Linked DNA regions of Homo sapiens: region 2 is linked to region 1. Evidence: chromatin loops called from intact Hi-C (ENCODE). Cell type or tissue: heart left ventricle. All regions are shown on one strand. Links, peaks and the distances in the headings refer to the core of each region. The heading gives the core; the rest is flanking DNA.

The links. Hi-C counts contacts between places; a loop is a spot of excess contacts. Peaks named below come from ENCODE experiments on the same cell type or tissue, not always from the same donor. Only the 100,000 strongest peaks of a DNase experiment are listed, where the experiment ranks them.
Region 2: a loop joins it to region 1, with 4 times the contacts of the local background. A loop is called at or near these places in 5 of 110 quality-filtered maps.

What each region holds. Positions count from the first base shown.
Region 1 is chr15:33,151,882-33,157,373 of GRCh38, forward strand. It overlaps FMN1 (formin 1), which reads right to left. Exons shown (of 21, transcript NM_001277313.2): 4 at 1,167-3,164. The coding sequence starts at 3,033. Among named protein-coding and RNA genes, the nearest start is that of FMN1, 40 kb to the right of the region's middle. In heart left ventricle, for the core only: no CTCF peak of the experiment used is centred there; DNase peaks (open chromatin) are centred at 1,860 and 3,090; H3K27ac peaks cover 348 bases.
Region 2 is chr15:33,224,558-33,229,815 of GRCh38, forward strand. No RefSeq gene overlaps it. Among named protein-coding and RNA genes, the nearest start is that of FMN1, 32 kb to the left of the region's middle. RefSeq lists an enhancer at 2,171-2,220. In heart left ventricle, for the core only: a CTCF peak has its summit at 2,246 (motif pointing right); no DNase peak of the experiment used is centred there.

The DNA.
Region 1 (5,492 bases), core at 272-5,271:
CAAAAAACAAGATGAAAAGCATTTACCACATTTTTAAAGCTCTACCCCCTGGATCAATGATCTAGAGAGATTTATAAAATTTCACAAGTTCAAAATGACCAAAAAGCTTTGAAGCTCCTCTTCCCTAGATAGATATTTTTTATCTCAAAAATTGCACTTGATGTTTGCTCTAACCTGTAAGAGACTGTCTATCATATTAGGAGCTATTCCCTAGAAAAAGCATTGCCCACATGCTGTTAGAGGAGCTCTGAAAAAGAACACATAACCTGCACAATGGCATATAAAACCCTGAGATTCTGGCCACAACAGCCTAGAAAATGTAATGAATACCAGAGCAGTGCTTCTTTTACACAGTCTTTTTTGGTCCTATTGAATCCACAAAATTATTTTCATGTAACATTTTAAATCACATTAAGTATGTAAGTCAAATGAGCTCTTTAGCACCTTTTACATAAGAAATGATGCTATACCAGTAACAGTAACAACCCATAAGTAAAAGATACCTACGGAATAAAGTCAATTTGTGCTTATTTGGGAAATTTAAAAACTGTAAAAAAAGAAAACTTTGAACCAAGTTTCTTCAAATTAGACTGAATTCCTTCCTGTTCTGTTAAAACACAAAAGTTTTTGTCATAAAATAATAGCACTTATCGAGATGATTACTAAAAACAAACAAACAAAAACCTCTAACTACAGACATAAGTGAAGACACAGCGTACTTTTGCACTTCTGCTTAGAGAATCCCTAGAATGACTCCAGCAGCATGAATGGCAGAATTTAGGTCAAGAGGCCAATTACCCAGTGTTACCATCAAAGGCAGGGACAAGTTACCACTTCTCTCTGCCTGTTCCTGTTTTCCTTTGAGAGTCACTGTTACGCAACCACAGAAGTAACTTTAGAGGATGCCAAAAAAAAAAAAAAAGAAAGAAATAAAAGACATTCACAAAGTCCTGGAAGCAACTATACCTCTGAACCACTAGGTCAAAACCATCCTAATCATCTCCACACCCCGCTGTTCCACTCCCCGTTTTCTTGCTACAAAGTGAAGTAATAGGCCTAGGAATTTTGGTCCATTGTTAATCAGTCAGTTTCTAAGTAGCACAGGCAGACTGATAGTTCCCCAATCAGCCAAGAATAGATTCAAAGCATCTTAAACAGAGACTAACCTGGAGGTGACTGGTGCTGGGGCTCAGCTGTGGTCTTCCCTGGCCCCAAGCTCTTTTCCAAAGTTTCCCCAGGCACCAACCGAGGTTGGCCTGCTCTGAGGAAGGCCGGGCTGGCTCCTTTGGTCTCCGTGACCTTTGCAGAGGATGGTGGCTCCAAGGTGTCAGCAGAGACGCACCCAGAGAAGACACGGCTCTTTCTACAAGGAGAGTCATTAAGAGCAGCTTCCCTCTCACCAGGCAATGCAGGGAGCCGGAGGATCCTGTGATGCTGCTGAGGGCTGGGGAGCCTTGGAGACAGAGGCGAGGGAACAGGTGACGTCTGTTTGTGTGTGCTGGACTGCGAGGCTGAATTATTAAACACCTTGCCAAGAGCTGCCGGTGCTGGTGGGGATGGCTTCTTCTTATCACCTCTGGGTTGTGAGGAGTCAGGACCTACTTTGTGGGGCAGATCCAGAAACAAGGACTTGTGGCCACCAAGGGGCAACCCGGCTCTCCTCTTGTTTCTCGTTTCTGGGCGAGTGTGAGGGACACTCGTGTGGACAGGGAAGCCCAGTCTTTTCCCCTCAGGGGCTTCATCTAACTTCTCACTCTCTATCACCTTCAGGGGGACCTTGTTCACGGCCCCCTCGGCACTGGCCGACACACTAGAAATGGAGGCTGTTTCCCCGGCTGGCGACTGCGATGACCTATCCCCTTGCCGCTCCTTGCCCTGCCGCCTGGAGCCATGAGCCCCAGCCTCAGCTCCCGGGAGGGTGAGCAAGTCGGCTTTGGGTACAAACTCAGCGTGGGCTGCTGGGCGAATGGCAATCGTCTCCTTACCCTTAGAATGCGTTTTAACTACTCTTTGTACCTGGGAGGACAGGTCCTGAACTTTGGCCACCACTTTGGAGACAGGTTTCTGCTTGCAAGTCCGCTTAGCCGGCTTCTCCATCTCATCCTTTTCTGCCTCTGGATGCTTCTCAGGGTCCTGGTGACTTTCAGACAAACCTGTTTGCTGATGCTCCAGCCCGCTCGGCGGCCTCCGAATGCCATCCCCTCCTGCCTCTGTGGAGCTGCAGTCAGGGGGCAGCACTTCTCTTCCAAGCCCAGTGTCCTTGAAAGCCGTCTCAAAGCTCCCAAAGCCAAGGTCTGTGTCTGGCGTCTTGGGAATATCTGGGGGGCAGCTCTCTCTCCTCTGCAGGGAGCAGGCAAGTGCCCCATTCGGGAGCAGATTTCCTTTCTCCTCTAGTACCCAAAGGTTAGGCCTTGTTCTAGAAAGAGGAAGGGAGTGGCTGGAACAGATCTTGTCCTTGCCCATCAGAGGAGCTGATTCTCGGCCTCCACGCCCTTTTCTTTTGGTCCTCTTCTGTGGAAGGGCCCCAAAGCTCTCTCTCCTTCCACTAGACCTCCGAGGCTTTTTGTTCCCGTGGGTGCTCCTCTTATTGAGAGGGCCCACGGGGAGCTCTCCCTGCCAGTCACCAGCACTCTGGAAACAGTCATCCTCGGGGGCCAGGCTCACGGACAGCTCTTGCAGCTTCCCCTCCTGGTTCCCCATCGTGATCCCCAGGATGTGGTCTGAGCTCAGGAGATTGGTTAGCAGTCTCTCCCTCTCTGTTGTGAGTTTGTACAGCTCAGTTAGAATGTCTTTCGTGGGAGTCTGCTTGAAAAATATGTCGCCTGGATGTTCGTCCGGCTCCTGGCTGAGGCTGATGATGTCTGACTCCTCCCTGACTTGGTAGCAGTTATGAAAACCTTTATTGGATCTGTCTAGAGTTACAGTGCCCTTGTATGAAAATCCTCTGACTTCCCCCTTTGGAAGACAGAAGCTGATGTAGCAGAGTTCCGTAATGGGCTTATGCAATTGGAGGGTACAATGAGTGCCTTCCATTATGCCTACCTAATTATTCATGCCTTGGAGATGCCGGTTTGTGGTCAGGCTTCCCAGGCTCCAGTGGTGAGGCATGTGATGGTGGCTATGCAGAGAAAGCAGCTGACAGTCATCTCCAGCAATGAGACTGCCTGTTAGAGGAACAGGGGAAGAAAGCAGCTTGTCTAACAGAGTGCATAAATCACACACCAACATAAAATCAAAGCATAACCATGACTTATCCTTCCTCTGTGGCTGACCTCAACAACTCAAGGAATCAGACAACAGCCAGATTTCAATCTCTTCCTCACTCCCACCCTACTCCTGATCAGTAGAACTTTTGTATAACTGAGAGATGGGAAAGTCCTCTCATTTCACCCCCAGGACAAAAGTTCCCTTTCCCTACATGGGGACTCACTGTGCAGCCTGGATCAGGTCTCTCAACTTCTCTAGACCTTGGTTTATGTTCTTCTGTAAAATAGAGCTATCATAACTCCCAGAAGTCCTTATCTAGGGGGCTTTGAGATCCTTAGAAAACACAGCCATTTTCATAACTCATATTTGGAATATTACTTTGCAAAGGTAGATCGATCAAGCCTTTTTACCCTCTAAAAACCACCTTCAAGATCTGAGCTCAAATTATCGATTCAACTTAAAACACAATGTGAGGAAAGATCTTAGGCCCCAAATTTGGTGTCAACAGTAAAAATTTCAATGTAAAAGTTTAAAATTTAAATAACTCAAGTCTTAATCAAGTTTTGCTGTTTTCTTTTTTATTTATTTTTTGTTGTTGTATTGCCTTCTTTTTTCCTTCCTGTTGTCTATTCGAAGCCAAATGGAATGACAGAGGAACAGCAAAAAATCTATAAGGAACGGCTGGCCCTGTACAGATTTTTCAATGATGTCACCACAGAAACGGCTGAAATGTCACATAATTAGTGAAGGTGGCTGCTTCCTTGTGTGATATGAGGGACCTCAGAAATGTCTCTGTGGCTACCATCCCCACACACAAACTCTATATTTCTAGTTTCTTAAGCTATTGCCCAGTCTTCAAGCCTTCCTTGCTTAAAACAAGCACCGCCCACACCCTGGGAATGATAACACAATAACTATTCATTAGCCCTTGATATCTTTAGTGAATTATTTTCCTCAGGTTTTTTCTAACTGCTTCTAAATAGCAAAAAAGCTACATAAAAGTATATTTTGAGTGAAGGAAGAGAGAAAGGAGGAAGAGTCTGGTAAAAGTAACTCCTTGAGGAAGAGAGTGATAAAATGACAGTTATGAAAATTGCAGATATCTGGTCAAACCAGAATGCCAGGAGACCAGGAGAGGCCTTGCCTCTTTCACAATTGTATATGGGGCTGTTCTCACTCAAGTAGTTTTTTTTTTTTTTTTTTTTTTTTTTAGATGGGTTCTTGCTCTGTCGCTTAGGCTGGAGTACAGTGGTGCAAACATGGCTCACTGCCGTCTCAACATCCTAGGCTCAAGTGATCCTCCTGCCTCAGCCTCCCGAATAGGTGGGACTACAGGCACGTGCCACCACCACCCAGCTAGTTTTTTTGTATTTTTTTTTTTTGTAGAAACAGCCTTTTGCCATGTTTCCCAGGGTGGTCTGGAAATCTTGGACTCAAGCGATCCTCCCACTTCAGCTTCTCAGAGTGCTGGGATTATAGGTGTGAGCCACTGCTCCCGGCCGTATTTTTAAAACTTTTCTAAAATGCTTATTGCTAGCATTTTCTAAAGATGCACATGTGTAGGGATACTTAATAATTATTGGTAAAAACTCGCTGCATGTGTCCAAGAACTCACTTAGGAGGTAGTCTCTTATTGTGTAATTTATAATAATCAGTAATAAAAGCAATTGCAAAGCTGTCAATATCCGCTGAGCACTAAGCATTAGGAGTTCAATTAATGAATTCTCAGACAAACTGAAGGGAAGCAGCAGATGAGCTATGCTGAGTTTTGGAAAAATAGAATGCTCTCCTCTCTCTTCAAGCATCATTTTCCTCTAGCTGTTCTCATCTCCTCAATTCCCATGGATTAGGAGTAGTGTGTGATGTTGGGGGAGGAGTGTTAAAAATTTTCAGAATTGGCTGGGTATGGTGGCTCACGCCTGTAATCCCAGCACTTTGGGAGGCCGAGGTGGGCAGATCACCAGGTCAGGAGATCGACACCAGCCTGGCCAACATGGTAAACCCCGTCTCTACTAAAAATACAAAAATTAGCTGTGTGTGGTGGTGCATGCCTATAATCCTAGCTACTCAGGAGGCCGAGGCACGAGAATCCCTTGAACCCAGGAGGCCAAGGTTGCAGTGAGCTGACATCGCGCCACTGCACTCCAGCCTGGTGACAGAGTGAGACTCCATCTCAAAAAAAAAAAAAAAAAATTCAGAATCTGTTCAAAGTCACAGTTTATGCTGTAATTTCAAATAGGAATATGACTGCGTATTCTATTCCCTAAGAGAGGGAATTTGTATAT
Region 2 (5,258 bases), core at 1-5,000, 72 kb after region 1:
TGGTTTCAACAGAAGCCTAAACCCCACCATTGTACAATATTCCCATGAAACATACCTGGACATGTACCCTGTGAACCTACAATAAATACAATTTTTAAAATAATTTGTGTGTGTGTGTGTGTGTGTGTGTGTGCGTGTGTGTGTGTGTTTGAAGCAGAGTCTCACTCTGTCACCCAGGCTGGAGCACAGTGGTATCATCTTGGCTCACTGCAAACTCTGCCTGCTGGGTTCAAATGATTCTCCTGTCTCAGCCTCCTGAGTAGCTGGGATTACAGGCGTCAGCCACCACACCCAGATAATTTTTGTAATTTTAGTAGAGACAGGGTTTCACCATGTTAGCCAGGCTGGTCTCAAACTCCTGACCTCAGGTGATCTGCCCATCTCGGCCTCCCAAAGTGCTGGGATTATAGGCGTGAGCCACTGCGCCTGGCTGAAAGAATTTGATATTTGATTTTCCTACCGTGCAATATAAGTCATCACATGGAAAAATGGATTTCATTTATTTTATAGTTTTTAAATGAGAAATGGCATGTGTTATGTTTGTTGATGACATATCATAGTTTAATTAGCAGTCATTTTTCTTAGTGGCACATATAATGTTGCATTTTATACTTAGTGGCATTTTAGCTTCTAGAAACACACTTTTTTTTTTTTTTTTTTTGAGACGGAGTCTCACTTTGTTGCCCAGGCTGGAATGCAGTGGTATGATCTCAGCTCACTGTAACCTCCAACTCCCAGGTTCAAGTGATTCTCCTGCCTCAGTCTCCTGAGTAGCTGGGACTACAGGCACACGCCACCACGCCTGGCTAATTTTTGTATTTTTTGGTAGAGACGGGGTTTCACCATATTGGCCAGGCTTGTCTCGAACTCCTGACCTCAAGTGATCTACCCACCTCAGCCTCCCAAAGTGCTGGGATTACAGGTGTGAGCCACTGCACCTGGCCAGGAAAACAATTCTTAACTCTGAGTCTCTGGCTCTTCCTCCATGAAATGAGGGTAATGAAGGGACCTGGGGAATAGGGTCATTGCAAAGATTAAGTAAGATAATGTGTGTAAGATATTTAGCAGCTTCTCAAGGCTGTCTGCCTTTCTTGGTCCATGGCCAAGAGGCTGGCTTCTTTCTTCAAAGCCAGCACTTGTATCACTCAAATCTCTGCTTCTGTTGTCATACCTTCTTAAACTCCGATTCTCCTTTCCCCTTTGTGATCACACTGGGCTCACCTGGAAAATTCAAGGGACTCTCACCATCTTAAAATCATTAATCACCTCTGCAGAGGCCCACAGGAGGGAACATATTCACATGTTCTGGATTCTATGTTGTCACATTTGCAATGGACTGAATGTGTTCCCTCTAAAATTCCTATGTTAAGACTCTAATCTCACTGTGATGGTATTTGTGTGTGGGGCTTTGGGGAGGTAATTAGTTCATGAAGGCAGAGCCCTTGAGGATTAGTGCCCTTATAAGAACAGGCCAGAGAGCCAGCCAGCTCTTTCCTCTGTGTGAGGATACAAGTTAGCAGCCTGCAACCCAGAAGAGGGCTCTCACCTTAACTCAACCCTGCTGGCACCCTGATCTTGTATTTCCAATCTCCAGAACCGTGAAAAATAAATATTTGATAGTTTATGGTATTTTATTATGGCTGCCTGGGCTGACAACATCTTTGGGGGGGCTGTTATTCAGCCTACCATGTCGGGAAAGGGGCAATTTGTAGCTTTACCCTGATTTCTATATTCTCTCCACGTAGTGGGAAGAACCCAATATATTAAAGAGACTGTTATAATCAATGTAAGGTAGGTAGGAGCAAATACAGACCCAGTTGGAATTCAAGGCTGAAGATGCCAAAGCAGCTACAAATATGAAAAAATAATCAGGAAGGGTGGCTTCATATTAAGGTCCACTTTTTCTTCCTACATAGAAGGAATTTTCCCAATTTGGAAATAACTCTCCCCAGTTCTCTCTTGTCTTTATATAAGGAGTCTGGAGGTTACCAAAAGTGCTTTCAGAGCAGTGGTTTGCAGCCTTGGCTGTACATTGGAATTAAGGCAGGAGAAAAGGGAATTAGGGTAACCAAAGATTAAGGCATAAGCAAAAGAACAGCAGGTGCAGGCAGTTCTAGCCAAGATTGGGCAGCATACAAGCCACATCCTCCTTCCTGTGATAACAAGACAGAAGTTTCCACTTCAGACTCTGATTGGCCTCAGGTCAATTTTTCATAGACTGCCACCAGTTGGAGGCCTCTAGAGGGCACCTAGGGGTATTGCCAAGTTCTTTTGGCTTTATAAATACCCTGGGGAGCATTGCAATAGGGAGGCTCTTGAGCCACTTGCTCAAGTCTGCTCCCACTCTGTTAATCGTACTTTTGCATCTTCAATAAATTTATGCCTTTATTACTCTACTCTTTTATTTTGTCTTTTGTTGCTTCTTTTGTTGCTTTGTTTGTGCATTTTGTTCAATTCTTTGTTCAATACGCCAAGAACCTGGAAAACTCACAGTCAAGACGTTCTATCTAGTGATGGAATCACCTGGAGGAGCTTTTCAAAGATACCAATACCCCTAAATAAAATCAAGATATCTGGAGTTGGGGCCCAGGCATGAATATTTTAAACTGTCCCTGGGTGATTCTGATGTGTTACTAGGGTTGAGAATCAGCTATAAAGGAAGTAACAGGATTCCTCTTCCGGAGGCCCACAAAATTTTCTCTCTCTCTCTCTTGCAAATACTTCACTTTGTTCTGAGTATTTCTGGGAATCAATGGTTTTGAAGGTTTAAACATTTAGAAGGTTTACCCTTGGGGAGCCCTCAGGACTATCTTGTACTTTCTCTTCTTCCGCAGTCGTGTCAATACCTAATCCACTGGAGACCAAAGTTTATTGATTCTTTTAAACTCTTTCTTGCATACCAGATATAAGTGGATAATAAATAAAGTTTCTTGAACAACTAGTAATCAAGTAAGCTGCTGTAAGACTTTCTCTGCTGGGATAATGAACTCCAAATAATCGAAGGATCAATTTACCTCTAGCCTCTCCCCCAGGCAATTAAGATATTTAAAGCCTGAGGGCACATTTTAATTTCCGTCTTTTACCTTTCCTCAGTTAGAAGGCCCTTCCTCCTCCATCTCCATGAGTTGAAATCATATCTCTTGGTCAATTCCTGTATCAAATGACACCTCTCCCATTAGCTCCTTTTTGTTCATCTTTTTCCTTTGAGCCTTTTTGTATTATCTTGATGACACTTCCCTCATGCTTCTTTGCATTTGTTAGTACTTTCCTTTTTCCTTGTGAATAGAATATAAACTCTTTTGAAGTAGGATTATATAATAAAATATACAATCCTCTCATGCCTATTTTTCCTAGCAAAGTAATGCAGGTGAAGGGACATAAAAATTCCTAATGGACATTTTCTCTTTTAAGATTGATCACTGGTGATCTTCCCAGTAGGATAAAACCTTGGGGAGAAGATGAGTTTTCCATTACATGAGAAGTCACTGGAAGACTATATTTCAGGCCCATTGTTGACTTATAAATTCTCTAGATTAGAAATACTCAGACCATGCCTGGAGAGACAGGTGAATCTTTCAGCATCCAAACCTTAGATTCATCTCTTATTTCCAGACTACAGTACTGACTGTGGACTGTGTAGGGTGTAAACTGTCAGGGGGTTTTGTTTAAAGTTGACTGTAAATGTAGTTCCAGGTTTAGCTGACCTGGAAGGTAGGAAATCTCCTAACCACCTACATTTTCAGCAGAGAAATTCTAGCAAAGGCAAGGATTCATATCCAGGAAATCTATTTCCTTGCCCATCAGACTCTCTTAGACTTTCCCCATCCACCACACGGCCCTAGCCCTCGCCCTCGCCCCATCTTTCCACCCCTGAACTCCTAAGAACTGCTGAAAGACACTGCTATAGCTCTCTCCACTCTTCTGTGTCTGCTCAGTGGGGCTGATAAATTCAGGATCTGAAAATCCTTAAGTTAGATTCAGACTTCACCAATCTACTGAAAAACCCTCCAAAAGAAAAATAAATCCCAACCTCCAAGCAGGGGATCACCCTATTTACACTACTGGAAAATCATCCCTCTGCTGGCTAAGGATAGATGACCCCACACTGGGGCAGATTTGCCAGCTGAGAGCCATGGGATAGCAGCCTGGAAAGGAAGGCTTTTACAGCCCAAGAAAATGGAGAAGGACCTGCCTGTTCATGGGCCCTGCCACAGAGCTGGAAGCTCTTGAGTTTGGAGACCACAGACCCTTCAGGATTCAAACTCATTGAACCCCAAGAGGGGATATCTTCATCTGTTTGGCCTGCTATATAACAAAGTATCATAGACTGGGCAGCTTATAAACAACAGAAATTAATTTCTCATAGTTCTGGAGGTTGGAAAGTCCAAGACCAAGGTACCAGAAGATTTGATTTCTGATTTTCCTGCTTTCTGGTTCATGGATGACCATTTTCTTGCTTTGTACTCACATGGCAGAAGGAGCAAGGGAGCTCCCTGAGGTCCCTTTTGTAATGGCACTAATCCTTCTGCCCCCATCACCCAATTACCTCCCAAAGGCCCCACCTCCAGATACCATCACATTGGGGATTTTAATCTCAGCATGTGAATTTTGGGGAGACACAAACATTCAGTTTATTCAGGGGGCAACTGATGGTCTTTTAAGCTGACACTCACACACAAAGGGTGATGACCTTAGTGTAAAGACAAGGATTTCAAAGGAGCTGATGAAAACCTAACCAGTAAATATGTATGTTGTGTGGGATAAAGATCAACCATGAACATTTCAAATGGGCCTTACAAGAGAGCAACCTGCAGGGAATAATGTCACCCCTGGAGTGGGTTGGGATTCCCCAAGTCCAGTTATTTTATACTAAAAATTATTGCCTGAGAAGGTCATGGTTATGTGTGAGAAATAAAGCCTTACATGCCTACCCCGACAGCCAACTCAGACAAGGCTGCTCTTGGTGGAGTCATCTTTCAAAGGATTACTTTAGCTTCCTGGTTAGCCCTGAATTCAATGCCCTCACTCTTCTTCAGTTGACGGCTGGGCGCAGTGGCTCATGCCTGTAATCCCAGCACTTTTGGAGGCTGAGGCGGGCAGATCACTTGAGGTGAGGAGTTAGAGACCAGCCTGGCCAACATGTTGAAATGCCGTCTCCACTAAAAAAAAAAAAAAGCTAGCTGTGGTAGTGGCACATCCATGTAATCCCACCTGCTAAGGAGGCTGAGGCAGGAGAATTGCTTGAACCCAGAAGGTGG